2 separate regions of the Mus musculus genome follow, and region 1 is linked to region 2. Evidence: chromatin loops called from intact Hi-C (ENCODE). Cell type or tissue: left cerebral cortex. All regions are shown on one strand. Each heading gives the region's core, and the rest is flanking DNA. Links, peaks and the distances in the headings are about the cores only.

Region 1 (15,343 bases), core at 6,001-8,500, 380 kb before region 2:
CGGTGCCTACTGTATCACTTATCTGATGAATAACTGAGCACACAAGTTCTGACAGGTACTACACAGACCTTGCCAGCCAATAGTATCTGAGCCATCACTGAACTGAAATCACACAAATGGTTAAAGTCTATCTATTCTTTTTTTTTTTTTTTTTTTGGTTTTTTGAGGCAGGGTTTCTCTGTATAACCCTGGCTGTCCTGGAACTCACTTTGTAGACCAGGCTGGCCTTGAACTCAGAAATCTGCCTGCCTCTGCCTCCCGAGTGCTGGGATTAAAGGCGTGTGCCACCACGCCTGGCTCCTATCTATTCTCTTTGCCTCTTTCTTCCTCACTTTCTGTGGGAACAGGGTTCAAACTCACGGGCTTCCATATGCTAGGCTCCCCCACCCCCATATCTATTTCCAATTAGCAGAAGCCAGAAAAGAAATACAAAGTTTATTTCTAAAACTTTAAGTTAGCAACTAGAGAGGAGTCTTGCTTAGCTTGATCTTTTCTTCTATGTTCGAAAAGTATCTCATCTTTGTCAGGAGTTCCTTGGCTTTTTCAAAGTCACCTGAAACACACAAAGAGATAATGAGACCAGGAAGCAGCCAGTACATCCCAGCTCTGGCATCCGAGGCTGCCAGATCTGAGGGCCCAAAGGCTGTGGCTTCGCTTGAAGGTGAGCGTGCTCTACAGCAACATTTGCCAATGTCTAGATATATTTTTGGCTGCCATAAGCAGGGAAGTAGAAGTGAGACCTACTGGGTGAAAGGCAGGGACGATGTGAAAGATCTTAGCCTCCCTCAGAAAAAAAAAAACAAAACATCATTTCACTAATGTCAGTCAGGTTGAGAAACTCCAACCTAGACAAACACTACACAATGTTAAAGCTAAAGTCAGCCGGGCATAGTGGCGCACACCTTTAATCCCAGCACTCGGGAGGCAGAGGCAGGTGGATTTCTGAGTTCGAGGTCAGACTGGTCTACAAAGTGAGTTCCAGGACAGCCAGAGCTATACAAACCCTGTCTCAAAAAACCAAAAAAAAAAAAAAAAAAAAAAAAAAAAAAAAAAAAGCTAAAGTCAAGGTCTTTTGTAGCCAACCCTGAGAATATTAAATATTAAAAAAGATCAATAATTAAGAGGGTTGGGGAGATGGCTTGGTGTAATGTGCTTGCCACTTAAGCATGAGAGTGCTTGCTGTACATGAAAGCACACTTGGGAACCAGAGGCAGGTGGAGCTCTTAGTTCAAGGCCTGTCTGGTCTACGAAGTGAGTTCCAGGACAGCCAGGGCTACACAGAGAAACCCTGTCTTTTTAAAATCCAACCAACCAAACAAAAAAAAAAATAAACCAGTATATAGAAAATCTAGAGAACCCACCAATAAGTTTGCTTAGAGGATATAAGTTATACGGAAGCAAACTTTAGCTGGTCTCCTATACCAGACCACAGTTAAGGTGGTAGCTCACATTTTTAATCCCAGGACCCAGGAGACAGAGGCAGCAGCCAGGTATACATAAAGTCAGCCAGGGCTATAGATAGAAACCCTATCTAAAGAACCAAAGAAACAAATACCACCACCACCACCAGCACCAGCACCACCAAAGTCCAAACCAAGCCCCCATGTGCCCTGTCCCCTTTGTCCCCTTTTCTGTATCCTTTGTTGCTTCCTGGTCACTCTTCCCCACTGCTGCCCACGTTTTCTTTTCATAAAAGACAATTCATTAGAAATGTGAAGCCGGGCCGGGAGTGGTGGTGCATGCCTTTAATCCCAGCACTTGGGAGGCAGAGGCAGGCAAATTTCTAAATTCAAGGCCAGCCTGGTCTACAGAGTGAGTTCCAGGACAGCCAGGGCTATACAGAGAAACCCTGTCTTGAAAAACCAAAAAAAAAAAAAAAAAAAGAAATGTGAAGTTATTTAATATTTACTGAACAGAAGGTATTTCTATAACTTTCCACCCCCCGAGGAAAAGTCTCAGTGATGATTGAAAACTTGTACCTCCAGTTCCAGGCACTCCAGGGCACCAGGCACACATGCAGTACACATACATGCATGTAGGCAAAACACTCGTAGACATAAATAAAAATAATTAAACAAAGAAAAGAAATAAAATTAATAAGTCTAAAAGGCCCAGTGTGTAAGGCACACACTTGCTGCCGAGTATGACAACCCGGGGGGACTTCATGGTGGACGAAGAGAGCTGACTGTTGCAAGTTGTCCTCTAATCTCCTCGTGATGCCCGCACACCCGCACACCACACACTAAATCAGTGTAAGTTAGAAAAGACATGGAATACCTTGTTCAAAAGCGCTGTTTATATTGTCAGTAAATTCTTTCTGTTTAGCTGAAAGAGAAAAATAAATGTTTTAATTTTCCTATCTAAATAAACTTACAAAGCCTACAATTGTAATTAATAGACTTGTTATATATGAAGACGGTACTTTGTGACCATGCTGCTCTATACAGAGTTAGGACCTGGGTTCAAGGTTTTATGAACTTTGCCTTTCTGTAGTGCTGAGGGCTGTACCAAGGCCCTAGGCATACTGTGCAGTCTCTACCATGGAGTTACACTCTCAGTCCTTGCATCCTTTTGACACAGGGCTTCGCTGTCTGTGTTGGCTAGGCTGGTCTTGAACTCACTATTCTCCTGCCTCTCTTGTGACCGGTTAGCTTCATGCCTGTCTAGCAGCTATTGTTGAATGCAGCACTGACAGGCCCTGTATACATTTTCACCCATGCAAGAAGCGGGGTGAAGGAAGAGAGCTACAGTCTGGATAAATCTCCCTCAAAGATCCTAATGTTGAAAGCTTGGCTGGTGACCTGAGTTGCCAAAAGTTGAGGTGGAGCCTAGTGGGAGGGGCTTAGGATATGAGAGGCAGGTCCTGGAGAGGAATCCTGGGATAAAGACTCTGTTGTTTCTCTCCTGCCACATTCCCAGGAGCAACTGGAACCACCATGGACGGAACCCCTAAAACTGTGAGTCAAGAAAAAGCTTTTCTCTTGTTTTCCAGGAATTTCTTAACTTGAGGGAAAGAGAAGGAACACAGGTGTCAAGTGTGAGCTTTGCCTTTCTTGCAGTCTTCCATATGTTAACAATCCACAGTCATGGCATTTATTTCATTCATTACCAAGTGTTTAGGAAACCACTCATAACATATACAGCCAACCAGGAAAACGAAAACATTTTCATTACATATCGTAGAAGAGAAAGCACCAAGAGCAATACAGGTATGGAGAAATCACCCTTCTATGGTTGCTCATTATAAAGTGAGGATTTTGCAAATATGCAAAAATGACAGCTAGGCAGTAGTGGCCCATGCCTTTAATCCCAGCACTTGGGAGGCAGAGGCAGGCTGATTTCTGAGTTCGAGGCCAGCCTGGTCTACAAGAGTGAGTTCCAGGACAGCCAGGGCTACACAGAGAAACCCTGTCCAAAGTTCCAAAGACGCAACTATCACTGCTTATTTTTCTCTTCTAACATTTATAGCCGGTAAAGATCATCCTTGTGTTGCCTAATTTTATGTCAACTTGATGCAAGTTTGAGTCATCTGAGAGGAGGAAACCTTCACTGGGCTATAGGTAAGCCTGCAGAGCATTTTCTTTTTAAGAATGATCTATGTGTATTGGTGTCTTACCTGCCTGTATGTATGTCTGTGGGAGGTGTCAGCTCCCTGGAGCTAGAGTTACAGACAGTTGTGAGTTGCCGTGTGGTTGCTGGGAACTGAACCCAAATGTTCTGGAAGAGCTGCCAGTGCTCGTAAGTGCTGAGCCATCTCTCCAGCCCCAGAGTATTTCCTTCCTTCCTGCCTTCCTGCCTTCCTTCCTTCCTTCATTTCTTTTTTGAGTATTTTCTTATTTAATAATTGATGGGGAGGGCACAGCCCATTGTGGATGGCATCCCTAGGCAGGTGGGTCTAGGCAGACATCTCCAAGCTGAGCAAGCCAGTAAGCAGCATTTCCACATGGCTCCTACCCTGACATCCCTCAGTGATTGACTGTTACTGGAAAATCTGAGTGTAAATATTTATTTCAATAAACCATCCTCAACCGGGCATGGAGGCTCACGCCTTTAATCCCAGCACTGGGGAGGCAGAGGTAGGCAGATTTCTGAGTTCGAGGCCAGCCTGGTCTACAAAGTGAGTTCCAGGACAGCCAAGGCTACACAGAGAAACCTTGTCTGGAAAAATCAAAACAAACAAACAAACAAACAAACAAAAAAACCCCATCCTCTCCAAGTTGCTTTAGATCATGGTGTTTTATCACAGCAATAGAAACCATAACTATGACAACCCTCAGCTGTGAGAGGGTCTCATTCAGTTAGCTAAGGGCATTATGTGCAAAAAAATGGGGAAAGGACTTCTGCTTGAATGACAGCAGGACACAGTTACACCTTTAACCGCAGCACTGAGGGAGGCGGGAGAATCAGTTTAAAGTCATTCTTAGTTCCAGTAGTGGGTTTAAAGCCACCCTAGGTTACACAAGACTGTTCAGGACATACACAAAAAACAACAAACCCAGTAAAATAAAGTGCTCAGTGGTCGAGCACTTACCCAACAGATTTAGGTTCCTTCTCTGTGTAGCCCTGGCTGTCCTGGAACTCACTCTGTAGACCAGGCTGGCCTCGAACTCAGAAATCTGCCTGCCTCTGCCTCCCAAGTGTTGGTATTAAAGGTGTGCACCACCACACCCGGCTAGATTTAGATTCCTAACAGAAGAAAAATATTTAAGACTGTGATATAAAAATCCAACCTAAGTGGGTGGAGATGGTACATACCTTTAATTTCAACAACCAGGAGACAGAGACGGGTGGATGCCTGAGTTTCAAGCTAGCCTGGTCTACAGAGCAAGTTCCAGGACAGCCAGGGCTACACAGAGAAACCCTGTCAAAAAAACCAAAAAAACCCAAAAAACCCCAAAAAAACAAACAAACCAATCCAACCTAAGCTTTTGGCCCACTGTTCTGTTCTACAATGTGTGTGTGTGTGTGTGTGTGTGTGTGTGTGTGTGTGTGTGTGTGTATGCAAGTATTGTGTAGGTCAGAAGTCATTTGTGTGTTACTCCTCAGGCAACACCCAACTTTTATTTTATTTTTAAAATGACATTAATTACTTAGAGTGAGAGAGTACTTGGTTGGGTGTGTGTGGGTGTTTGTGTGTTGTGTGTGCCCCAGCAGCTGTGTGGAAGTCAGAGACAGCATGTGGAATTGTGGGGATTGAACTCAAGTTCTCCTGGTTGTGCACCACGCACACATGTACACAAACACCTTATGACCCCAGGCCTTGCCCTGTAGCAGCTCTGTGTGTCAGTCTCCACCTTTGGGCCAGTTCTGTGAAATAACTAACTAGACCTATATCCCCTGCAGGCTTTCTAGTGACCCTTGACTGATACACCATGGAATGAAATGGAAACTGAACAGGCTGGGTCAGAAGGTCAGGGTTTAGGCGATTGCTCTGCTGCAGATCTGTGTGATCCTGGGGCATTTTTACTAACTTCTACCAACTAGCGGGGTCATTTTCATCCCCAGAAATAACGACAGCATGTAAATAGCATGCTAGATAGAAGCAACTGTTGCAATACTTGGAGTATGATTACATTATTTTTTTTTATTTTGTTTTTTCCGAGACAGGGTTTCTCTGTATAGCCTTGGCTGTCCTGGTTGATTACACTCTTGCTTAAAGCTATCTTCCAAAGTCAGTTCTTGCATGACAATTAAGGCCAAGAAGTGATTTTCTTCCTTCCTTCCTTTTTTTTTTTTAAAGACTTATTTATTTTATGTTTATGAGTACACTGTTACTCTGTTCAGACACACCAGAAGAGAGCATCGGATCCCATTACAGATGGTTCTGAGTTACCCTGTAGTTGCTGGGAATTGAACTCAGGACCTCTGGAAGAGTTCTTAACCGCTGAGCCATCTCTTTACCCCCCCAGCAAGTGTTTTCCTTCTCATTTCCCCTCTAATGTGGCCGTGTCCTCCTTGGGGAAATTAAGCATATTTATTATCATTTTTCCCTTTACCTCTGACAGTGGCTTCTATCTCTTCCATGGCGGCCTCACTTTGGGCGTCTGCGAGTCTTTCATTGATTTCCATGATTTCCACAAGGAACTGACTGTCTGCTTTGTAATCTGTCCCTTCAGGAATTTCTATTCCCTGGAGCTTTAGCTATTGGGGAGGAGCACAAAGAAAAGGAGTTTGGTTAGGAAACATTCAGTGTTAAGTAAATACTGCTCACTCCTTCAGAGTACACGGCACTCCTGGGGGAAGCCTTGAGTGTCAGGTGAAATGGAGCCCAGAGCCTAGTACATGCTAAATAAGCACTGTGTCCCTTCAGAAACTTGAGCTGTCCTAGTAACAGTGAGTGCTGGTATAGGACCTCACTCTGCTGAATGTACCATCAAAGCGATGGTTGGTACCTCACACATCTCAGATGTTAAGTGAGTCTTTATAAACTTTCCCTCCAGTTCTAAAATCGCCTAGATGTCCTTACAAAAAGACTCCCAAGTACTCTTTTTTTCTTTTTTCCTTTTTTTTAGTTTTTCTTTTTCTTTTCTTTCCTTTTTTTTTTTTTTTTTTTTTTTTTTTTTTCCGAGACAGGGTTTCTCTGTATAGCCGTGGCTGGCCTCGAACTCAGAAATCTGCCTGCCTCTGCCTCCCAAGTGCTGGGATTAAAGGCAGGCGCCACTATGCCCAGCCCAAGTACTCTTATCAAATTCATTGAAAATAGTTAAAGCAATAGTTAAAGCACTACAATCAGGGGTGACATTAGGATATGCAAAAGGATCCAGGTCTGGCTTGGTGTGGGGCTGCATCCCAAGTTACTCAGGAGGCTGAGGCAGGAAGATCACATGTCAATTCCAGCCTGGGCAGCTGAGTGAGACTGGTTCAAAAAGTAACAAGGCAGCTGGGGATATAGTTGAGTGGATTCAAAACCTAGTACCATCAAAGCGAACAAGCAAACAAATGGAAGCAAGCAAATGAAAGAAAATCCAGTAATCATCAAGCAGGGGCCATAGCTCAGTTCAGAGTGCTTCCTTAGCACAAGGCACTAGGTTCAATACCCAGTACTGAAGGAAAAGAAAAATTAGGAACGAGCTGGATGTGGGTGTGGTGAAGCAAGAGAATTAATAACCTGGAGCCAGCCTGGGCTACAACCAGTGATGTTTTCTTTCAAAGGAAAATACAAACAAACAAGATGGATTTACAAAGAACACTGATTATTCTTGCATAAAAATTTAAAATTTTTTTTCTTTCTTTCCTTTCCTTTTCCCATCATTTGCTTCCTGGACCAGGCTAGGTCTCATACAGAGGAGTCCCAGACAGATGGGTTGGGAAATCACCTTACAAGATATAGTCCTCTGGTCAGGGGAGCCTGAAGAGTCTTATAGGCATCATTCACCAGGGTGGAGTGCTTGTCAGAGAAGTGTTTTTCAGTCTGTTCACAGAAGTAAAAACAGTTTTATCATTACAAGAGCTGGTCAAGCTGGCGTGTGTTCCGTTATCTGGGAAGCCAGATAAAAGCTGGGAGGAAATGACAGCTCTGGGGCCTGGCTGTCTAGGGGCAGGCTGCCACAGGGTGGAGCTAGCAGCCCAACTCTTTCCCAGAGCAACAGAGCTACCCACCCAGTTGTGCCCATACATGGGGACTATTGGGGGGAGGGTCAGTAAATACCTGAGACTTTTGGCTGAAGAAATCTGGGTGGACAAGCCGCTGCAGTTGCTGGTACCTGTGCTGAAGTTTCGTAACGTCCACCCTGAAGGAGCGGTTGCTGGAAGAAAACCAGATATCATTCATAGTTCCAGCCATTTACTACAGTCTGGTTCTGCTCTCGGGGAGGATGCAATAAACGCGTAAACAAAGGTTATTTTTAAGACCTGGTAGCTGCAATGAAGGGAAACAGAACAGGTTCGGAAGAGGTGGTATAGGTATGACATCAGAGAGGAGACCCAAAGGAGCGAAGATCAGAAAGGGACATGAGCGGAGAGACGACACTGACCTGGCTGGAAGGTCGATAGCTTGACGCATTAAGGGAGGTTAGTGTAATGCATGGTAAACTCTTGGTGACTGAGGGTCTCTATAGGTTGGGCAAGAACTTTAGTGTCAAGCCACTCCCTACTGCCAGGCCTCTTTTTATTTTTTATAAAAAAAGATGGATTAATTTATTTAATCTATGTGAGTACACTCTTGATCTCTTCAGACATACCAGAAGAAGGCATCAGATCCCATCACGGGTGGTTGTGAGCCACCATGCGGTTGCTGGGAGTTGAACTCAGGACCTCTGGAAGAGCAGCCAGTGCTCTTAACCACTGAGCCATCTCTCCAGCCCCTTTTTACTTTTTTATTTTCTAAAAGATTTATTTATTTATTATATGTTAGTACACTGTAGCTGTCTTCAGACACCCCAGAAGAGGGTGTCAGATGTCATTAAGGATGGTTTGTGAGCCATCATGTGGTTGCTGGGATTTGAACTCAGGACCTTCGGAAGAGCAGTCAGTGCTCTTAACCGCTGAGCCATCTCTCCTGCCCCACTTTTTTATTTTCTTATTGGTTATTTTCTTTATTTACATTTCAAATGTTTTACTTTTTGAGACAGAGTTTCTTGTTCTGTTTTTTGTTTTTTTTTGTTTGTTTGTTTTTGAGACAGGGTTTCTCTGTATAGTCCTGGCTGTCCTGGAACTCACTTTGTAGACCAGGCTGGCCTTGAACTCAGAAATCCATCTGCCTCTGCCTCCCAAGGCGTGGGCCACCAACATCACCCTCAAGACAACACTTTAGCCTTCTTTATAGGTGGGCTAACAGGTATGTCATTGGGTCTAGAGCCTTGGCATTACAAAATTTGGGTGTGGGAGAGGGAGAGGGGGAGGGGGAGGGGGAGGGGAAGGGGGAGGGGGGAGAGAGAGAGAGAGAGAGAGAGAGAGAGAGAGAGAAATAGAGCTAGAAATACCTTATAGACTCCAAACTTGCTATATAGCCAAGTTTAGCAACTTAAAAAAGAAATCCTGGGTGTTACTCAATTGCCCAGGGCTGAAAATTTTGCTCCTCCTCCTTTAGCTTCCTGAGTAGTTGGAATTACAGATAGAGACTACTATACAGAGCCTTTGATAACTAGAAGCAGGTATTCTTTATTTATTTTTGTTTTTTTAGAGAAAGGGTTTCTCTGTGTAGCCCTGGCTGTCCTGGAACTCACTCTGTAGACCAGGCTGGCCTTGAATTCAGAAATCCGCCTGCCCCTGCCTCCCATGTGCTGGGATTAAAGGTGTGCGTCACCACTGCTCAGCTTTTTTTTTTTTTTTTTTTTTTATTCTTTTAAAGCATAGTCCTGGGATTTGAACCCAAACCTTGGCTAATACAAGGATGTGTTTTATCACCACTATGAAGTAAGGATTCAGCACTCCTTTCTTTCCAGGGAGTGATTCCAACTGAGTCTGTGCAGTCTGCTACTGTGCAGCCCTGACTGTAGGATGCAAACTGGACTCTGTATCTTTTTGCTTTTGTCTGGAGGTTGGGATCATAGTTGAGTACAGCCACAGCGGGCCCTCCCATTTTAATCTTTAGTTCAACTCTGCGCACACTTCGGTACCTCTCCAATCTCTGAGACAGGGGAGGAAAAAGGCAGAGTGGAGGGGCTGGAGAGATGGCTCAGTGGTTAAGAGCACAGACTGCTCTTCCAGAGGTCCTGAGTTCAATTCCCAGCAACCACATGGTGACTCACAGCTATCCGTAATGAGATCTGATGCCCTCTTCGGGTGTGTCTGAAGACAGCTACAGTGTACTTACATACAATCAATAAGTCTTAAAAAAAGAGAAAAGGCAGGGGGGGGGGGACAAAGTACAGAGAACACTTCTTGGTGTCTCTCCCTCAAATTCTCAGCCTGAATTAAATTTTTGTTTTCTTGAGACAGGGTCTCACTGCTTAGCCTATGTTGGGTTCCCACTTTTGACCCTTTTCCTTCAGCCTACTGAACACTGGGATTTTAGACATAGGCTACTACACTAGGTTTGTTTTGTTCTTAATTGCTTTCGGTTTTTGAGACCTAGTCTCATGTAGCCCAGAGTCTCATCAAACGTACAGGCTCAGCTGTACCCTCTGAGTGCTGGACTCACAGGCATAACACCAACACACCTGGCTTGTTTTGTATTTATTTTCTCCGTTAAATAAATAATTTATTTGCGATGAGATGTTCCCTATTTGTGTGGTTGGCCTCCAAGTGGGGTATCATCTCCTACGGTTGTCTAGCATGCTTTTAATCCTGGCATTGGTGAGGCAGAGGGGGTTGGTGGAATTCCAGGCAGGCCAGGCGAGACTTCAAGGTGAGGCTAAATTAAAAAACAAACAAACAAACAAACAAAAACCTCTCCCAGTTCCTGTAAGTTTGGCCAATGGATTTTCCAGAAGTCTCAGCCCTCAAACCTCCCTATACCGTAAACTTGTCCGTTTCTGTTTGTTGATGTTTAAAAACAAGGTCCTTGTAGCTACTGCTAGTCTTGAATTCCTGAACCTGTGTTTTCCACTTTACAAGTGCTTAGATCACAGACAGGCATCTGCAACTTCACTCCTGTTTGACCCCCGCCTCCACCCTTATCTTCTCTCCAGTCTGTAACTTTATTTCCTCTCCGTCTCAGGAAAACTCCTAAAATCTCACTAGGTACTACTTATACCTATGGCCTACACTTATCCATCTTTGTAGTTGTTTTGAATCAGTCTCGGCAAATTGCCTAAGATGGCTTTGAACTGTGGTCCTCAGCCTCAGACCCCCCCAAGCTGGCTGGAAATTACAGCCCCGCAGACGCGGCCCCAAGCCTAGATCGCTCGGGTTACGAAGCCCGAGCTGCTTTCCCGTCACGACGCGCCGCCCGTACCAGTTCATGAGGCTGAAGTAGTCACGAGTGGGGTCAGGAGGCTGCAGAGCGCGGCAGTGTGAGCAGAAGAACTCATCCCCACACCCGACTTCCCTTGCGTGACCGCAGTTCCAGCACTGCGGTGCAATGCTCTTCCCCGCGGCGGCATTGCTGCCCAAAAGTCTCCTTCCCAGGAACCCTGCCAGCCGCACCTCCCACACACCCAGCAGGGCACGGGCTCCGCATCCCCACATTGGGACGGCCGCTCGCTGACCTAGGTAGCAAGACCCGAGGGAAAGGAGGAAAGACCGTCTCGCTGCTGATTGGTTAAGGGAGTCGAGGAGGCGGGATTAGCCGCGGGAAACCAAGACGTCGAGTCCCGTTCTGCATGTTAAACTACAACTCCCAGCAAGCCTTGAGACTAATCGCGGCAGTCATCTTCGGGCTTTCTTACTGGTCCTGCCGGGGAGGAAGGCTTTTTGATTGGTTGAGGGTGGAGTTTGTATCCGTAGGTTTAGCGCCACTCCACTGGCGGAGGCTGTGCAGTGTTTGCGGCTCCTGGTGGTCTCACGCGGTGAGTCATAAGTGGGAAACTTTAAGTGTTTGAGGAGTCGAATACCGTTCTCATGCTTCTTGTGCAAATGGGCCCTCTGCAGCTTCCGCTTTGTCTGCTTTCTTGTGCGAGCGAGGGGGCGCTGTGCATAGTCAATTCTTCCTTTTTATCTGCCCTTGGGGCGCGCGGGGGGGAAGCGGGGGGGAAGTTCACTTTCCTTGTTCCTTGTGAGCTGAAACAGGTCTGGGCACATAGGAAGGCACAACGCCGGGCTGTTCGTTGCCAGAGCGAAGTAGTTTTCATAACGAACATTATAAATGTTCATGCCAGCCCCTAGATGGCTTTCCCCAAATACCTACTGAGAACCCGATCTTCGCTGCTAGGCTCTGCAGGAACTGAAGAGGGTACGTCTGCATACTCAGCATACGTGAGGGGTAGGATGGCAAGGAATGGATAGGAGACAACCAAGCCATTCTCAGCTTCTGTACATGAAGGAAGATGGTGTAATGCTTTGTAAGTGGCCTCTGGAATTCTATTCATAATCCTGGGATTTTGCTATGGTCACTTTTTTTTCTCCCCACTCATGAATGGGCCTGTCTTTCATTTTGAGGTGGTCATAATGTGCCCGTTCCTTTAAATTTCTTTATGTATTTTTTTTAATCACGTGTCTAAGTCTGTGCAGTGCGCACGGGGGCCAATAGAGGGCATTGTATCACCAAGAGCTGGAATTACAGGTGTTTGTGATCTTTTGGATGTGGGTGCTGGGAACTGTACTCTTGACTCCTTAACTGTCTTCATTTTGTATGTTTGACAATACTGGGAGTGGGATCCAGTACTTTGCTTCTGTTGGAGAAGTGATGAACCATCTACCATTGAGTTATAGCAGCCACATGACTAATTTTGGGTAGAGATTTACTTTACTTTTAATTATGTTATCTGTGTGGGAAAGTGCAAGTGTGAGCTCTGGTGATTGCAGAGGCCAAGATCCACTACAGAGCCACTGACTTTGGAGTTATAGGAAACCTCGAGCTGCCAGATTTGGTGCTGAGAACGTAGGGAAACTTGGGTTCTGCAAGAATAGTATGTGCACTTTCCTGCCGAGTCCTCTCCTGCTCCCTCCCCTTCTCCACTCTCGAATCCAGAGCCTTGTTCCTTATTGTTGGACTCTTGTTTTCGAGGTCGGATATGAAGAGTCATCATCAGTCCCACAGCAGCACCTCCTCGAAGGCTCATGACAGTGCTTCCTGTTCACAGTCCCAGGGTGGCTTCAGCCAGCCCCAAGGCACTCCTTCTCAGTTGCACGAGCTCTCACAGTATCAGGGTTCGTCCAGCTCCTCTACCGGCACAGTGCCGTCCTCCAGCCAGTCCTCGCACTCCAGTTCTGGGACTCTGAGCTCGCTGGAGACAGTGTCTACCCAGGAACTCTGTTCTATTCCTGAGGACCAAGAACCTGAAGAACCTGGTCCTGCCCCTTGGGCTCGGCTATGGGCTCTTCAGGATGGATTCTCCAATCTAGGTAAGGCACTTTGTTATATGATATAGTGTGTGTTCAGAGAAACAGTTAAAGAAGGTGGTTAGGAAAAAAAAAAAGAAGGTGGTTAGGTTGTTGCAGCAGAAGTCTCAGGGCCCCTGTGGTAGAGTTTATCTCCTCCTGGTGGCCCTGTTCATACTGAAGATCAGATTTAGGCCTTACACATAGTAGAGAGCTCTTACATTGAACTACATCCAAGGTCCTATCCCTGGCTACCTTATTTTTATTTTTAAATAGAATCTTGCTAAATTTCATAGGCTAGCCTCAAATTTTTCTTTTTTCTTCAGAAAAAAGATTCTATTGTAGCCTGAGTTAGCCTTGAACTCACTATGTAGCTCAGCCTGGCTGTGAACTTTTGATCTTCCTGCCTCTACTTCCTAAGTGCTGGGTTTATAGGCACACATTTTTATCAGGCTCTACTAGTTTGTTTGTGAGACAAGGAATTCTGCAGCCCAGGTGGGCTTGGAACTCACAGTGTAGTTCCTTGGGGCCTTGAACTTGCATTGATCTTGTCTCAGTTGGGATTACACATATCGACCATATGTGGTTCAAATTTATTCATTTGAATGTGGAGACCTAGCTCATTCTGAGACAGTTTTGAAAGATACTTGTATTAGTCAGGGTTCTCTAGAGGAACAGAACTGATAGAATGAGTATGTATGTATGTATATATAGGGACTAATTAGAGTGGCTTACATGCTATGGTCCAGCTAATTCAACAATGGCTACCCAGGGGAGGTGTAAGAATCCAGTAAGAATCCAGGCAGGATGTCTTAGTTGGTCTTTAGTATACATTACTATCTTGTAGAAGTATGCTCTAGGGGGTTGGAGAGATGGCTCAGTGGTTAAGAGCACTGACTGCTCTTCCAAAGGTCCTGAGTTCAAATCCCAGCAACCATGGTGGCTTGCAACCATCTGTAATGAGATCTGACACCCTCTTTTGGGGTATCTGAAGACAACTACCATGTATTTACATATAATAAATTAAAAAAAAAGTATGCTCACTAGTGCTCAGTGAAGGAATGAACTTGCCAGTAAGAGCGAGATCAAACTGGCAAAGCTTCCTTTTTTCATGCCCATTATATAGGCTGCCAGCAGAAGGTGTGGTCCAGCTTAAAGGTGGATCTTCCCACCTCAAGAGATCTGGATTAGCCCAGATGTGGTAGTAAAAGGAAGCAGAGGCAAAGTGAGCTCTGAGTTTGAGGGTAGCCTGGGAGTTCCAGGATTGCTAGGGCTACACAGAGGGACTCTGTCTCAGAAAAACAAAACAAAACAAAACAAAAAAACCCCCAAACTAGGGGACAGGATCTATTAAATTGGTTACATGATATGGCCTGAATCATCCATTCGTAGTTCTCTTCATGATGGAGAGAGTTAAGACTTAGGAGCTACTCAGTCCACAAGACTAGATGTCTCAGCCAGGAGTGCCAGTTTGGCACTGACAGCCTGGAGGATTCCTAGAGAGCGAGCTGATCTTCACTTTGTATTGGAAAGAAGCAGCGAAGGGCAGTAGCAGAAATCATGGCATAGAAGCACTTGCCAGCAAGAAGCGAAGGCAAGCAAGCAACACTTTTTCCCTTGGACCTCCCTGTCTTGGCTTGTAGGAGGTGACACACACTCTGTTGTAAAGTCTCTTCCCTTCAGTTCATACTTCACAGGTCCACCCAGAGGGCTGTCTCTTAGTTGTTTTCAGATTCAGTCTGGTTGACAGTCAAGGTTAACCATCAGTTATTTTTCCATGTCCCCAGGCTGGCTCACCATGTTCTCATCTCATCTCCTGAATGCAAAGGTTATAGATGAGGTAGTGTACCCTGTTGTATATAGTTTCTACTACCCTGCTTTAAGCGCCGGGTGGACCTTGCTACCAGTCACCATCCTGGATCCACAGATGAAAGTCAGACAGATCCCCTGACCCCCCACATGTACACACAAACACACACCAGCTTATTTTTAATATGCTTTTTAGCTCAATGGCTTCTTTTTTTTAATTAGATATTTTCTTTATTTACATTTCAAATGTTATCCCCTTTCCTAGTTTCCCTTCCAAAAACCCCCATCCTCTCCCCCCTTCGACTGTTCCCCAGCCCTCCCACACCCACTTCCTGGCCTAGGCATTCTCCTATACTGGGGCATAGAACCTTCACAAGACTAAGGGCCTCTCTTCCCATCGATGACCAGCTAGGCCATCCTCAGCTACATATGTAGCTAGAGCCTTGAGTCTCTCTGTGTGTTTTCTTTTTTTTTTTTTTTTTTTTTTTTTTGGTTTTTAGAAATCCGCCTGCCTCTGCCTCCCAAGTGCTGGGATTCAAGGTGTGCGCCACCACGCCTAGCCCGTGTATTTTCTTTGATTGGTGGTTTAGTCCCAGGGAGCTCTGGAGGTACTGGTTAGTTTATATTGTTGTCCCTCCTAGAGGGCTGCAAACCCCTTCAGCTCCTTGGGTCC
Region 2 (15,343 bases), core at 7,003-9,502:
AGGTGGAGAAAGCAACATTCTTCCTGGTGTTTTTCAACAAATACAAGATCTGAAAGATGACAAGGCTGAACAGAGCAACACATGATAGCCGTGATAGGGCTAGTGCAGGGGCATGGTCGAGGACACCCTCTCATACAGAGATGAGTGAGGTCCAGAAAGCTGGTCTTGGGTTGTTAGAATTATTGGTTTACTATGTCCCTATGAAAGACACACAATCCAGATATTTTATTTATAAGCCAAATGTCTAGATTGGGTAGATTGAAGGCTATTCTAATTTATTACCCAGTCATTCAGTCCCTTGTTATTTTGTTTCTCCCTGCAGTGGGAGTCTGGTCCGTGGCAGCTTCCTCTTCAGTGTCTGCCCTCTTCCCTTCCCCAACCTGGAACCTCCTCTGGAACCTCCAGTCCTGTCTTACTCCCTCGAGGCTCTGCCCAATCACAGGCGCTGGCCTTTTATTGACCAGTTGAAATGGGGAGAAGGTTCACATGGCATCTGCTCGTAGGAGGCAACCTCACACTGAGGAACCCGTTTTTAGCTACAGGATGCAAGCAGCGTCAGACCCACTACAGTCTTGGGTTCGAATGCCAACATTGCTCTTTACTCCTTGCTGACCTGTAGAACCACAGTCCTGAGACTTAATAGCAACAATGTTTCATGTTATTTAGTGATAGGACACCTCCTCCTCTTCCCCCTCCTCTTCTGCATTTAAAATATTAATTCCAGTCTTAGATTTTTGGGCCAAGCTAATAAACCCATAATTGAAAAATAATTCCAGTAACTGTTTCTCCAAGTGTAAAAAAAAAATCAAGTCTTAGGAATCTGACCTGAAGAAATGCATATTTCTGATCTATAGGTTTGTTTATATGAATAAGTAAAAGAGCTATAAAGCCATGCCTACTTAGTTATGTATTTAATTAACCTGCCTTTATTGAGAAGATTGCAGCCATTTCTAGAGCGTCTGGGTCATGGGTAGCATGACCGTGCTGTGTGTGTATAGCCTGTGAAATGATTCAGGGACCCCAGAAAGGCAGTGCTAATAGATGGAGCTCTTACTGGGATGCTGTGTGGCACTTGGGTTGACCTACGCCCTCTGAAGGATCGACAGTCTGGAAGCAGATGTTCCAGAGGCTGAGATCGGTGGGTCGGTGTGAACAGTATCAGTTCACAGCAACATTAAAGCCTCTTTAGACAGAGCCATGTGCAGCCCTTTCATCTCTAGGGCCATTTCAGATCACAGGTATATCATTCCCAGCCACCCCCAGGCTGTACCTGCTTTAAGGTTTCCCATCAGAGTCCACCTTGTGCTGATGGGACCTTGTGGCTCTCAACTTTATCTTGACCCCACAGCTACTCTGCACCTGATGGGTAGGGAGGTTACATGGTTGCATGCTGTTTAGGGCGTCCCAAATAGCTGGAGCCACACTCAGATCTCCCCAGGAACAAGAGCTTTTCCTTAGCCACCTTCCTGAACGGTTGCCAAGACATTGCTGGCATGTTGTAGGTGGGTCTTTCTACACAGACCACCTGGTTGAATGTAGTTGGTTTCATGGTCCTAGCCTCTGTGCGTGAAACCACAGATCAGAGGAAGATGGGAAGGAAGCTCAGGGCCAGAAAGCCAAAAGGTTGGGAGGAGAAAGGGACCTTTCTGGGGATATGGGAGGCTCAAGCAATTTAGAGCTTACAGGACTGCAGAGATGGGAGACTGGGACCTCAGCTCAGAGTCAGGAATTTGAACTACAGAGCTGTCTCTCAGCCGGGTGGGGAGGGGCTCCAGGCAAGCAGGCTTCCTCTCCTCCTTCCTGCAGAGGGCACCATCTCACTCAAGTAAGCTTTCATTCAGTGCCCCTGATTCTGACAGCCAACCCCACCCACACTGCTCACTCAAAAACAGACTGTGGTGGGGCATCTGTCTTTGTCCCACAGGCTTGTCTGTCTGTCCTCCCAGGTCCCCCTGAGCTGTAAATGTTCCTCAGAAGCAGGCTTTGTTTTCTGTTACCTCATGCTCCAATCTAGGCTGTTTGCATTTCCTTCCATATTCCCGCCTTGCACACCGCCCCCCTCCCCCAGTCTACCATGTGAGTTGCTTGAGGTTTATTTCCAGCTAGTTTAGCTCATCCCTGTACCCAGCATCAGCCCTTGGGGTCTGTGCATCCCTTAGGACAAGGGGTAGTTCACAGAAGGCAGGGCAGCATCTTGATTCTCACCGTCTTTAATCCCTTTAGATCTCCCATCCCTTCCCAAACTCGGGGAAAGGAAGGAGTGGACGGAAGGACGTGGAGTCTCATGCTTCATGCTTGCTTCTGTGTCTGTGCTTGGGAACCGATGGTCATTGTTATCTCCATTTATTTGAACAATCCTTTATTCTTTGCTCATACCTTTGAGTTCAGTTTAACAATATTGATTTCCTCCTAATGGAACACAAGCCCCATCAGATCTCTAATGCACATGGAGTTATGTGCTGTTTGGAGAGGCAATGCCGCCTAGTGGCGGAGAGCTCAGGATGCAGTGGCAGCTGACACACATGGCCTCCTCACATTCTGCCTGGGGTGGAGGGTGGAATCTGCAGTCAGCTTGTTTGGTCTCGGTGATGAGCAGGATTTTCCCAAACTATTAAAGCCAAGGTGTCACTGGCCAAGTCCAACCAGCAGCTCGGCGTCTCAGGTTGCCCTCACCTCTTGTCAAGGAGGCACCAGCTTTGGCGGGACAGGCATCTTGATGGAGACTCTATACTGGGGATGCACACGGGACAATCAGGCCCTTCTCGTACGCACTTGCTTCTTAGCCCCTTAGCTCCCCTGGAACACCAACTTGCAAACCTTCGTTTGGCGTTGCTGTTTAATTGGTGGCAGTGAGGAATCCACTGGAACATTTGAAGGGCTTGGGGGTCTCTTCCCTAGAGTCGAGCAGCCCACCCATCTACAGTATTAAACACTCATAAAAGCAAGCTCTAACAATTCTGATGGTATCTTGAGATCATAACGATTTGTGTGTGTGAGACACTTGCTGCTGCGATCTATTCCAGGGAATGAGCTAAACTCCTCAGAAGGAGAGCTGCGGTTTTAAAATGCATTTCCAGGGAAAGAGCGATGGCTCGGCAGTTAAGACCTGAGTTACCACGTGGGCTCACATGTGTGTGCATAGGCACACGTGTGTGGTGAGAGAACAACTTGTATTGCTTCTCTCCCTCTGCTATGTGGATCCTGGGGCTGGAACTCAGGCCTTCAGGCTTGGCAGCAAGCACTCTGCCCACCGAGCCATCTTGCCAGCCTAAGACACTTGCTCCATTATCTTGTGAAAGAGTGTAATGGTAGACATGTGACTGCCACATAGAGCTGGAGCTGGTTCACACCCACACCCAGAAGTAGCTGATCCCCTTTCCCAGAAAGATACAATCTAAGAAAAGCTAGATCTAGTGGAGGAACCAGGAAAGGAGTGATGGACAGGGAGTCTTTAGGGCACTGCTTTGTTCTCAGCACCTCATTCCCTGCAGAGCTACACAGAGATGCACGGTAGTCAAGCTTGGGGAACCGGAGCTAGACCCTAGGGAGAAACCATAAGAGGGGCAAGAGAACAGCAGTGCAGTTCTCAGAAGAGACTGGAAAGAGAATGATCCCTGAGGGCTGAAAGAATCTGCCTATGTCAGCCTGGAATCCTGTATCCCACCAAAATGGAAATCAAGACATTCTCAGTTAGAGGAAAATCAACAGAATTTGTCAACAGCAGACTCATTCCTAGTGTGATGGTTTGTATATGCTTGGCCCAAGGAGTGGCACTATTTGGAGGTGTGGCCATGTTGGAGTAGGTGTGTCTCTGTGGATGTGGGCTATAAGACCTCATCCTAGCTACCTGGAAGTCAGTCTTCCACCTTGATGATAATAGACTGAAGCTTTGAACCTGTAAGCCAGACCCAATTAAATGTTGTCCTTAGAAGAGTTGCCTTGGTCATGGTGTCTGTTCATAGCAGTAAAACCTTAACTAAGACACCAAGACAATAGCAAGATAGCACTTTATACAGAAAGGGAACGAAAGCAGGAGTTTTTGGAGCACCAAGAAGGACGGAGAATACAGTAAGAGCAGAAATACAGGCAAACTGAAAGACTTTCCCACCTGCACCTGGACCAACAGGAACACATGGCATCTCCACAACATTCCATCAGGATATAGGCAGACACAGACATTTATCAAGGTGGCTAACATCCTGGGCCATATGAGAAATTAAAGAAAATCTGATTAGAAAGATTTGAGGTCACACAGAGGATGTTGTCCAAACTCGATGGAACCAAACCAGAGAGCTGGAAAAACATGCAAACACTGAGAAACTAAGGAGTGTACCCACATCATCCATCGGTCTGTCCGAACATTGGGAGGGAGAGGGATAATGTGCAGAACTGAGTGCAAGCAATAAGTTATCAGAATGTGTGGGGCTCGGCTGGAGCGGCAATGGCAGGGAGATCCTGGTACCAGGAGAGGAACAGCCTCAAGTCCATCATCTGCTTCCCCCGCAGAAACTAGGAGAGCAAACGGGCCAGGAGAAAGGACATTATAAAGTAAAAGCAAAAACCAGTGACCCAAAGCCCACGAGCAAATAGGGAAACAGAAGGACAAAAAACAGTGATCAATAAAAATAAAAGCTGCTCTTTGAAAAGGTCGATACAGTTCACAAATCCGCAGTGAAACATGAGTCACAAATACTGGGAATGAAGTGAAGGGCATCAGTGTTGACCTGCAGGCATTTAGAGAGAAGTGGGGACCGTGCCGCACACTGCCTGTACACAGGAAGTGGAGAGGGTGGTACACACCTCCTGTCCACAGGATGCACACAGATATTTGTCAGCTGAAATAATGTGGAGCAATTATTTGAAAAGCAGTAACCTAAGGACTGTTCAACCTGGTTAGAAAGCCAAGTTTATAGTTAAACTTCCCCCCAAAAGAAATCTCTCACTGAGATCTCTTGCCGGTTTTGAAGGATAAATGTACGAAACACTTAAGGAGTCAGCACAAGTGTTTCACTCTCCTAGAAACCTAAAGGAGAAACTCCCAACCTCTTCTACAAAGCCATGTAGATACACATGATGGCTGTGGGGGTGTGCCACGGTCTAGCCTGTGCTACACACAGGGGGGAAGACAGCTCTGTGGAGTCTGTCTCAGCCTGTGCTACACACAGGGGGATGACAGTTCTATGGAGTCTGTCCCTCTTACCGCTACATGGATCCAGGGATCAGACTCCAGACTGGCGTCTTGGGTGGCAGCCTCCTTTACCTACTGAGCGATCCTGCTGGCTAGATATAAAATTCTTAACAGAACATTAGGGAATGGGCTTTAAAAGCATGCTGAAAGAGTTATATACCACGGGCAAGGGTGGTTGCGAGACCAGGGATGAAGACAGAGTCAACAGTAGAAAAGCAAACAATGTGGACTAATTTTTTTTACTTATTTATTTTTTAATAGATTATTTGGGAATGTCACATCATGCACCCCGATCAGGGTCACCCCTTAATCTTCCCACGTCTGCCCCTCAGCCCTCCTACCCCTCCCCCTAAAAGGAGAAAACTAGTCTATCTTGTGTTGTCTGTATACTCTCTGGAGCGTGGTCAGACTCCTAGTCCCCTCCACACCCCCTGGGAGGGAGAGCCTTTTTCCACCTGCGTCTATGCCAGGAGTCACCAACTGAGGAGAGCCTAAGTCCAGCTCTCCCACAAGGTGCAGTGGGACTACTTTATTAATAAGCGCGTGAGGTATCTGTTGGTGCAGGGCACCAAAAACCAGGCTCGGACAAGACAGGCAACACCAAGTGCTGGTGAGGACTCAGGGCGGCTGGAGCCGTCACTCACTGGTGACAAGACGCTGAGTGGCACACCAGTGTCCTCATAGGTATCTGTCCCAGGAAACCCAAAAGGTCCCCATGCTGCCTCCGCAGCTCCCTATGAAATTCATTACTTCACAGTAAAAAAGAAAGGGAGAAGGCCACGGTCCTGGGAGGCCCGTGCCAAAACTGAAAACGGGGTCTTCCATCTTTTATCCAGAGCTTAGTTTCTGTAGCAACAACTCAAGATACTTCATTTTCCTCTTGCAATCTCAACTAGAGGTCAGAGCTGGTAAGGTCTCCTATTTCTTCGCCTCCTGGCATCAGGAGCAGACCCTGCACTTCTCTAGTTGTTTACTGAAGGACTGGACACGCCCCTGCCCTTGGATGCATCAGAGTCACACCTGAAGGTGCCAGGCTGAGGACTGTGCTGCAGGCCAGGTTAGGTGTACCTCTCTCCAAAGCAAGGGTGTCGTCTGATTAGTAGGACCGAAGGCCTAACACTGCATTCTGTTGTCTCCAGGCCACTCTCAGGGATACACACCTCTGGCTGGATGGTCAGACCACAGCACTCACATTCCCCAACAATCTATCTCTTAACATCTTTGGCATAAAAGACTCAAATACAAGAAATCAAAATTTCTGAGTCTTTTGAGTAAAGGATGTGTCTTCTTCCAACACTACTACCTTAGGGATTAGCCCAGGGACAGAAGAAAATAATCAGAGAGGATTCCTGTGCCAAAGCCTTGTCTGCAGGCAGCCCGTGGCTGTAGCTATCTGACAAAGTCGAGGCATAGAAAGGGTCAGCTGTATCCACAGTTAGTGTGTGTGGTTCCTCAGGTTCCCAAAACTTCACCAGGAAACTAATTTTAGATAAAATATTTCCCTGGGAAAAGTTTCTGCTCCAAGTTTTGAAACATCCAAGCTTGTAAACATAATTACTAGATAGAACTTTCTTGAAAGGAGTGGGTTAGCAGCTCTCTGCCCACACCACGGCCAAGTACTGAACAGTGGATCTGACACTCAGGTTCCGTGGTCACAGACTTGGTCAACCTTGAAATGAAAAGTCTGGATTTTCCCCCTGGTCTTTATTCCCTAACAACACAGCGCTTACCCTACATCGGTAGCACAGATGGCCACGAGGTCCATGCAGATCCTCTGATGTCTCAGGGACTTGTCCTGCAGAGGTCTTGGAGGTAGGCGGTCCTCCTGGATATGGAGGATTCGGTGCTTACCAAACAGACACTGCCTGTGTACCTGCTTCTCCAGAGTGGTAGACACAGCCTTGGGTCTGAACACAGGCCTTCTCTTCTTCATGGGGTGCAAGCAAAGGCAGACACATCTAAATCTGGGGAGAGGGTAGCTTGGATATCAAAGGCTTGGCCGAGTGTTGAATTAGCATAAGCGTGGGGTTCTCAGCAAGGAGCCCTGGTCAGACCTTTGCACATTCCAGTTCCAAAGCTGATCCAGGTGGGAGAGCTGTCCCTTCATGCAAACATTTCCACTTAGCCTCAGCCCCTACACTGTGTCCTGGCTCTTGTCCCCTAAGAGCTTATTAGAAATTTAGCCTGTCAGAAAGCCACATGTCAGGCCCAGCTTGTCAGCCTTGATGTGGAAGCAAGGTACCCAAGGGTCCTCATTGACATTAGGCTGAAAGGAACTTCTGTCTGCATCCCTCACTAGCACACCATCACTATCACAGGGACCCACAGAGCGGGCCACTGGAAGTGCTAGCATCCCCATGTGCAGGAGTCATTTCCACCAAAGTGAGAGGTGCTGGGTGCCCCCAGGGGAACCGCATGCACCTCATCTTCCCACTGCCTTACAGGGGCCATGATAGCCACAGTTTACAAACAATGAAAATAAAGTTTGAGATTCAACAGCTTGCCTGGGCTCACACAGCCGAGAAATACTAGAACCAGGAGCCATGAGAGCCCTTCACCCACCGAGTCACTGTGCCTTCCACGCGTCAGAGAACATGCTGGAATGAGAAAGGATTGCAGAGGGGGCCTGGTCATGCTTGGATCACCAGTGCCAGCCCACAGATCCTGTCGTGCTTCTCAGCCCAGCAGATCAGGCTGTCCAGGCACACGGACCTTGCTTTGTAATCTCTTAGCCTCTGTTCCTTCCCCCTCCCCACACTCAGCTCAGCCCTTTTGATCACACAGCTCTTGTACTCCTCCTCGTGACTGAGGACAGGTAACACAAGGCCAGTCCCTTGAGTATGGTTGAGTCTTTCTCCTTAGCCACCTAGCTGGGCAGATTGAGGTTTTCTGAGATCAAGTAGTTTGTTAGAATGGCAGGTCAACCGAAATAATTCCCATCAACCCATTTCTTTGTGAGACTTTTGAGTAGGCAAAGGATCTGGCCCTAGAGAGCCAAACCCTGGGAATTCAGGTTAGTGCTGCAAAGGCTGGCACAGGTTCTGATGTGGGCCAGACTCAGGGCTAGAGGAGGGAAAGGAAGAGGAGGAAGAGGAGGAGGTGGAAGAGGAGGGTGTGGCTCCTTCCTCAGCTCATAGTGCTGAGGGAAACAATGAGCAGCTGAGCCTTGCAAGTCACTTATATCTTTGTTAGTAGCTGAAGTTTTAAAGGTAAAATGGAGTGAAACTGGTGATGTTTTATTAACTACATATATCAAAAGCAGCATCCTAACGTAATCAATATGATGATTAAAGACACTCTACACTCCTAGCCTCCGGCTGAGTCTTTGAAACCCAATGTCTATTTCTACTCTACCCTCAGTGAGCCATCACCCGGGGGTTATGCCAGCCCCTGCAAAGCTACGCTTGTGACTCTGGTCCGTCGGAGTGACAGGCCCTGTGACGGTTGCCTTGAGGAGAAGCTGCTTGCCCCTTGGAGGACACACTAGGTCCCCATGGCTTACTCAGCTCAGACCTGTCCTCAGAGTTGGAGGCTCTTTCTAGGAACTGGGAGACTCTAGCCAATTAGGAGCCACCCACCCGCCCGCCCACCCGGTGCGGTGCGGTGCTGCAGTCAGTCAGCCTGCCTTCCCTGCATCTCCCCTGCACCAGCACAAGCTGCTTAGCATCGTTGTTGTGCCTCGTGGGTGTTGTGTCTTCCTGTAATAGTGCACACAGCCACTTCGCCGCTCTCTAATTTCTGCCTCCCAGATCCTCTCAGGATCGTCATACATGGGGTTTGTGCAGTGCAAAACCCTCAGTGGAGGAGGCTTTCCCCAACTAATTTATGCAAATGCCTTGTAAGAGAAAACTCAGCCTTTGTCTCTTCCCCCAGCCTCTTGTAATGAGCTGTGCAACAATATTTTTTTTTTTGTTTAATGGATGAGGTATCTCTGAATTAGTTACGAACATATTTCTATACTGAATAAATTTTATTAATGATTTTTTTTAAATCACCACTAAGCCAGTTGATGTGTCTTATTAATGACTGGTGATAATCCTCTCTCAAAAGCAGTCCTGTAAAATCGACTGCAGATAAGAGGCCAATCATCAAAGAAATACAGATCTCTTGATGCAAACCTGCTCCGTGGCCATCTGTATGTTTTGTGTTACCAAAGTACAAGGTGAAAGCATTCTCTCTCTCTCTTTTTTTCTTTGATGCAGAAAAACCTTTGGCAGCTTTGGAGTGAGTTCACCCACACAGTGGGGATGGGTGGGTATTCCTACACCTGTCACCCCGGGTTGTCACAGTGACCCTCTACTCGTGGCATGCACTGTGGTAACACAGTGAGTGTTCACATTTAAAGGTTGCTCAGCAGTTTATGTCAGAGCTAACGGAGCCTAATAAATCCAGGTGTTCCTCACTCCAGAGGGCTGGCAGAGCCTGACTCCGGGGAGGTGAGATGGGAAACAGGTCCGGACTAACAGTAACCAGCTGTCGGACTTCAGCTAGGCCACTCCCTTCTTGTGACTTCACTTTCTCCATCTGGAAAATGAATGATTGATGACAGTGCGTCCCTACTAGGGATGACGCAGAGGTAGAGAGGGTGAGGTGGGCTCCGCGGAGGAAAGACCTTTAGGGCAACCACTGAGGTCCCTCCAGGGTGCGCAGGACTTGGGCGGTGGCTGCTTGCCTGCTGACTGAGAGGAGAGTTGCCACTGCTGTGTGTTCTTCTGGAAAGGGTTGGTGGGTGGGGCGAGCCAGCTCACGATTCATTCTTTCTGCATTGGGAACTGCGGGGGCTTTTCCCACCCAAGAATCCCCCGTCTTATTTATTCTTGCCCCCAAGTGCAGACCGACAGCTTGATACCTAAAGCTGGGCTCAGTGGGCGTAAAGGGACCATTGCCCAGTTGTCTGCAAATTGTCTTATCCCGTAAAGGATTCTACATCACTCATAACATCATATGATGATGCAGTAGAAATACGAAACCAGGACTCAGGGCAAATACAAAAAAATACACAGAGGGGCTGACAGCTGGCACTGCAGAACTTCCTGTCTGAGTTGGAGCTCCTGGCAAAGCAGAAGGAGAGATCCAGAATTCTCGTCTCCCAAAAAGAGTTTCCAGAAGGTCTCCACGTGAGCGTTTCTGGGATGGTACGGATGGTATCGGTGAAGCTTCTCCAGATAACGGGTTAGATCACAAGCTTCCTTTTCCTCTTTTCTCTCTTTTCTGGGTCTCACTCAGCAGTCCAGGCTGGCATGGAGATTGTGGTGAACCTCCCAGCCCTGCCTCCCAAGAGCCCGGGTTATAAGCTGTGCCCCTCTCATTTCTTTCTTTAAAAGAAATTTTTTTTTTTTTACTATATGCATATGAGCACACTCACTGTAGCTGTACTCAGACACACCAGAAGAGGGCATTAGCTCCCATTACAGATGGTTGTGAGCCACCAAGTGGGTACTGGGAATTGAACTCAGGACCTTTGGAAGGGCAGTCACTGTTCCTAACCATTAAGCCATCTCTTCACCACCACCCCACCCTACTTTTATTTCCTAATGACAAATTTTAACCAAAACCTTTTCCATCAGCCCCACGGGGATGAGGCAATGCTCGGGCCAGTGAAGCTTGTTTGTCTGGTTCAAGTGCACAGACTTCCATGGTCTCACCATGGTCTCACCAGGTCAAGGGTGGGGTTGGAGCACCCAGAGGTGCATGCCCTCAAACCTTCTTGGCACATGCGCTCAAACCTTCTTGGGGAAACCTCTCTTAGTGGATGTCTCTCCAATCTCATGAACTTTGCTGCATATAGTATTAACTGCTAGCCTGGGACAAGGGCTCAGACAGCTTATCCATCAGGCGGTAACATATTTTGTTCTGGTGCCATAACAAAACCCGTGGCCAGTAGGGCGGCCATGCAGCCCTCGAGCAGCTCCCTGGCCCCAGCCCATCTTCCTGCTGCTACACTGCAGAGAGAAATGGCGGTGTGGTGTGGTGGCACCAGGGGACTGGAGTTGCCGATCCTCCCCCCTGGCCCCGAGAGGAAACTCAGCTCTTCTGCACATACTGGCAATGCAAGTCCCTTAACGGTGCTCCACTCTTCCTGGATAGGGAGGAGCATACCAGGATGAAGAAGATCGGGGGAGGGGCTGCTACTGGAAAAGTCCACCACAGCCAAAGCAAGGGCAGAAAGAAGCAAGAGACTGGGCAGACCGGAAGGGCGGAAGGGCGGAAGGGCTGCCCGTAGGCTGGCTCAGCCCTGGAGCACCAGCAGGGACATCCGGCCTGGGAGGTGGCAAACTTTAACCAGCTCACCCTTTGCAGGTCTGAAAGAGCTCACAGAGGTAGGACTGGTCCGATCTTAGAGGCCCAGACTGAGGAGAGGCAGAACAGCTATCTCGGTGTCACAGAAATTCTACGAAAACAGCTCCCTGTGCTGCTACTCTGAGGCATGTGCCTCCTGTCTTTGATTGTGGGTCCCGGTGACACACGGCAGGCTCTGTCTTCTCCAACAGGGACTGACAGCGGGCTTGCTTCCCACCAGCTGCTCTCCTGCCCAAGCTGTTAGGAATGACAGTGCCTGATCCCTCCTCCTTCATCAGCGCCATGGAGCACCCCTTCTGGCCGCCCCCTTGTCGTAGCTTTAATTACTATTTCTCCTGCTCCATAATACAATTAATCTTTCCTTCTAGCTGAGATTTATGACCATAGAGGCCCAGGGGATTTTTGAGCAATTTACCTGTAGCCATGGTCTCTGATTACCCACAGGGAATTAGGAAGTGGGTCTGTGTACAAAGTCCACAGGGTATGGGTATGGGTATAGGTATAGGTATAAGTATATATGGGCAAATGCTTGCTTTAGGGTGGCTTCTTGTCACTGTTTATGCAGCTATAGCCTTTGGGACCATGGATGGAGGGGACCACAGAGCAAGTGATCTATTTTCTTAAGCTTCCATAAAAAGACAGGTGTGTCCAACCTGCTTGTGGGAAGGCAGTGGGGGCGTGAGAGCTTCCCCAGCACGACTGTGGCAGGCCCCTCCCAGGGAAGGGCAGCTAAAGAAAAGCTAACATGGGGCCACTTCCACAGTCCCTTGGAGGAATAAGAAGGACCTGTCAGGAAAAGCAGGCAGGTGCATTAGCCTGGATCGTGTCAAGGCAGAGGAGTACTAAGCACAGCTCCCTGGAGACAGTACCCACCAGGGATAGCAGCTGCTGCTTCTCCCACACCTGAAGCCCTGGGAATTCCTCAGCACCAATGTGGCTGCTGTCAGCATGTAGTCTCAGCTGTGCGCAGATGTCGGTAGAGGAGAAATGGGCAGAGAGTTGTGTCCCCTGTGCACAAAGAGGCATTCTGTGTGATGTGGGAAAGCAGGAAGCAAGTCAGTCAGGCTGCCGAGTTTGGTTGATAACAGTGGAACCTGCCTCTTGAGGTCTGTGGGCCTAAATTCTGGACCTTTCTGTGTCTCCGAGACCACAGAGTAACTTTTAGCTTTCAGTCATCATGATACAATACCCAAGAAAGTTACTTAAAAGTACAGGCCCTGGCTCCCAGTTGCAGAGATCCCGACAATCCACAGCCAGCTGCCTCCATCACTGGGGGCTTGTGGTGAGGACAGAATGCCACAGCAGCAGGCATGCTCAGCTCTCAGTGGGCTTGCAGCACAGAGACAGGAGGGGTCTGGGACAAGACATCTGCTTCAGACGCCTGTCCCCAGGGTGCTCCTTCAGCTATGAACCCTCTGCTGTATTAACCCTCTGACGAGGCTAGCCCACCAGGATCCGATCTCACTCCAACAGCGTCACCAGCTGGCACCCAAGCCCTGGGCACACAGGCCTCAGGTGGCTTTGCAGCATTTATGAACCAGGCTGAGGCAGCTTGTGGAAAAGCCTGCCTCTCTGTAAGACACTTGCAGCTGATAAAGTCATATGATAAGTGGTTTTGGAGTTACACCACCACCCTGTTTGAAAATATACTTTGCTGTCCAACCTTGGTAAAAAAAAAAAATAACAGCAAGCTACCTACAAGGACATGGCCAGTTCTAGCGCCTGCTCTTGCACCTTTGTTTTGAGCCATCTGTTGTCTGACTAGGCCCGTCCCCCACATCCATACCCCAAGCTCCGAGATATTTTCAAAACCACGTAGACGTGGTGCATGTGAAAACTTGAGGCAGAGATCCAGCCGATAGGGACGGATCTCGGGACCACATCTGCTGTCCAGAGGCACCAGAAAGAGCAGATGCAGTGCCATGTCCCCTCCAACTCCAGACAAGGTGTGCGCCAGCCTATAAGGCTAAAGGTCACGGCCGTGAGCTAACGTAGGACACAGTACTGGTTATCCCGTGTGAAATCTGCATGCAGTGTCTTGTGGTAGGCACGAGACCTGGTAACCTGGAGAGCCTAGCGACCAGCCTAGCGATCACTTCCTCTTCCGAGATCCCCAAAATGGGAAAATGTGCTTAGGCCTGCAGCAGGCCTTGATTACTCTAAAGAGCCTCCTGATCCAAAGGGGGCCACACAGAGCACACAGTGCCAACGTGCCTGCCTCGCTTTATTATTTAACTGTTAGCAGACTAGTGTAACAACTCCCGTGCCCGTGCTGATGGCCTGATTTTCCTCATCTTGTTTCCTCTATTTGCTTAAACACCCCAAGTCTCCCCCAATACCTAGGATATGTCAAACAGCGGGGACACTGGAGCTGTTTCATCTGTGGACAGTCCCACCGAGGAGGACCTTACTCAGCCTGACTGCTGTGCCAGGTCCCGCTCTGTCTGGAGGCAGGTAGACTAGTACAGCCAAGGGGACAGGGGTCCATGAATTCTGCTGGCCGCTCCCCTCTCCTCCCTGAGACTCACAACCTTCACAGGGTGAGCCTGGGGTGGCGAACGTGTCTTTCCTGTTCCCCAGACCTCGAGTTTCCCACGCGGATGGCCGAACTCTTGTCTGCTTGAAGGCAGAGGAAAGAGCAGGTCAGCTCTAAAATCCCAGCTAGGCACTGGTAGCAATCAATATGAAGTATGACTGGTCTCTGTGCTGTGTGCATAAGAACTGAGGCCCTGGTCCCAGCGAGCTCAAATGAGAAGCCACCAGCATTCCCTGCTCAACTGGCAGGGGTGCCATCTTAGTGGAAATATTCTCTGTCTGGTCTGACCCAGTCCCACTGAGTGTGCTAAGCATGCCCTCGTGGCCCTTGCCACAGCCTTTGAAGTAGACATTAGTATTCCCACACAGAAAGCCCATGGCGGAGACCCACAGTGACCATGTATACATCCTAACCACGTGTCCTCTCCCACAGCCCTGGTGAGGGCCCAGCTTTGTGAGGCCTGTCTGTCCCACTAATCTTCATTTAATTCCCTCCCCGCAGCCTATTGTCACGGAGGGCATCCCTGCTGACAGCCCCTCTGTACCTCCTCATCTGAGTGGCATCCAAGAAAGGGCAGGAGGAGCCGCACATTAGCCCCTCAGCGTGAGCGCAGCCATTCTGTGCTGCTCTCCGGATGCTCTTATGTGGCTTCAACAAAGAGAACAGCTGCCAAGAGGCCACACTGTCCCCACAGAACGAACGCCCCAGGCTGGCAGCTGCCTGAATCCGCCAAGGGAGACACCAGCCAGTGGAGGGAGAGGGCAGCTCAGCCAGGCCAGCCCTGCTTTTCTCTGTGTGTGTGTGGAAGCTGTAATTTTGAAAGCCCTCCTCTGGTTCTCTGTGGGCCAGTGGAAGATAAGGAAGCAGCAGCAGCTGTCTGGAGACCAGATCGGTTTGCTATAACCAGCAGGCAGCTTCCCTCACAAATCATTGCAACCCCGGGCAGCCATTTCTATCCTGACTGCTTGCTGCTCCCAGCCCAGACCCTTAGGCCAGAGTAAGAGAAAGAAACTCTCCTGCCGCCGCCTTGTGCATTAGCCACACCGTCTTGGGTGTTATTCACAAAGCAAGATACACAGGTTGCTTATTGCTTTTCTTCCTTTCTTTGTCTGTTTTTGAGAGTCTCCTGTTGCCCAGGCTGGCCTCAAACTTACAACCCTCCTGCCTATACCTCTTGGGTGCTGGGATTACAGGCATGCCCCACTATGGCCAGCACTCCATGTCTCTGGGATGATTATAATCTGACCTTATTGTTTTTAAAGGGGGTGGGGAAAGACTTTTGATTTTAAAACAAAAACAAGAAAGACCTCAGACTCATT

The links. A loop is a pair of places that touch in the nucleus more often than their neighbours do. Peaks named below come from ENCODE experiments on the same cell type or tissue, not always from the same donor. Only the 100,000 strongest peaks of a DNase experiment are listed, where the experiment ranks them.
Region 1: it touches region 2 in a loop (2.3-fold over the local background); 7 of 42 quality-filtered maps call a loop at or near these places.

Annotation. Positions count from the first base shown.
Region 1 is chr5:110,828,659-110,844,001 of GRCm38, forward strand. It overlaps Hscb (HscB iron-sulfur cluster co-chaperone), which reads right to left and starts at 11,119. Exons shown (of 6, transcript NM_153571.2): 1 at 10,838-11,119; 2 at 7,649-7,745; 3 at 7,322-7,411; 4 at 5,997-6,141; 5 at 2,278-2,325; 6 at 412-553. The coding sequence starts at 11,070. The coding sequence ends at 462. Chek2 (checkpoint kinase 2) reads left to right here and starts at 11,325. Exons shown (of 15, transcript NM_016681.4): 1 at 11,325-11,390; 2 at 12,548-12,885. The coding sequence starts at 12,555. RefSeq lists an enhancer at 9,923-9,952. In left cerebral cortex, for the core only: a CTCF peak has its summit at 7,556 (motif pointing right); a DNase peak (open chromatin) is centred at 7,565.
Region 2 is chr5:111,206,285-111,221,627 of GRCm38, forward strand. The region is part of intron 6 of Ttc28 (tetratricopeptide repeat domain 28); the gene reads left to right. Among named protein-coding and RNA genes, the nearest start is that of Gm35628, 21 kb to the right of the region's middle. In left cerebral cortex, for the core only: no CTCF peak of the experiment used is centred there; DNase peaks (open chromatin) are centred at 8,189 and 8,905; H3K27ac peaks cover 693 bases.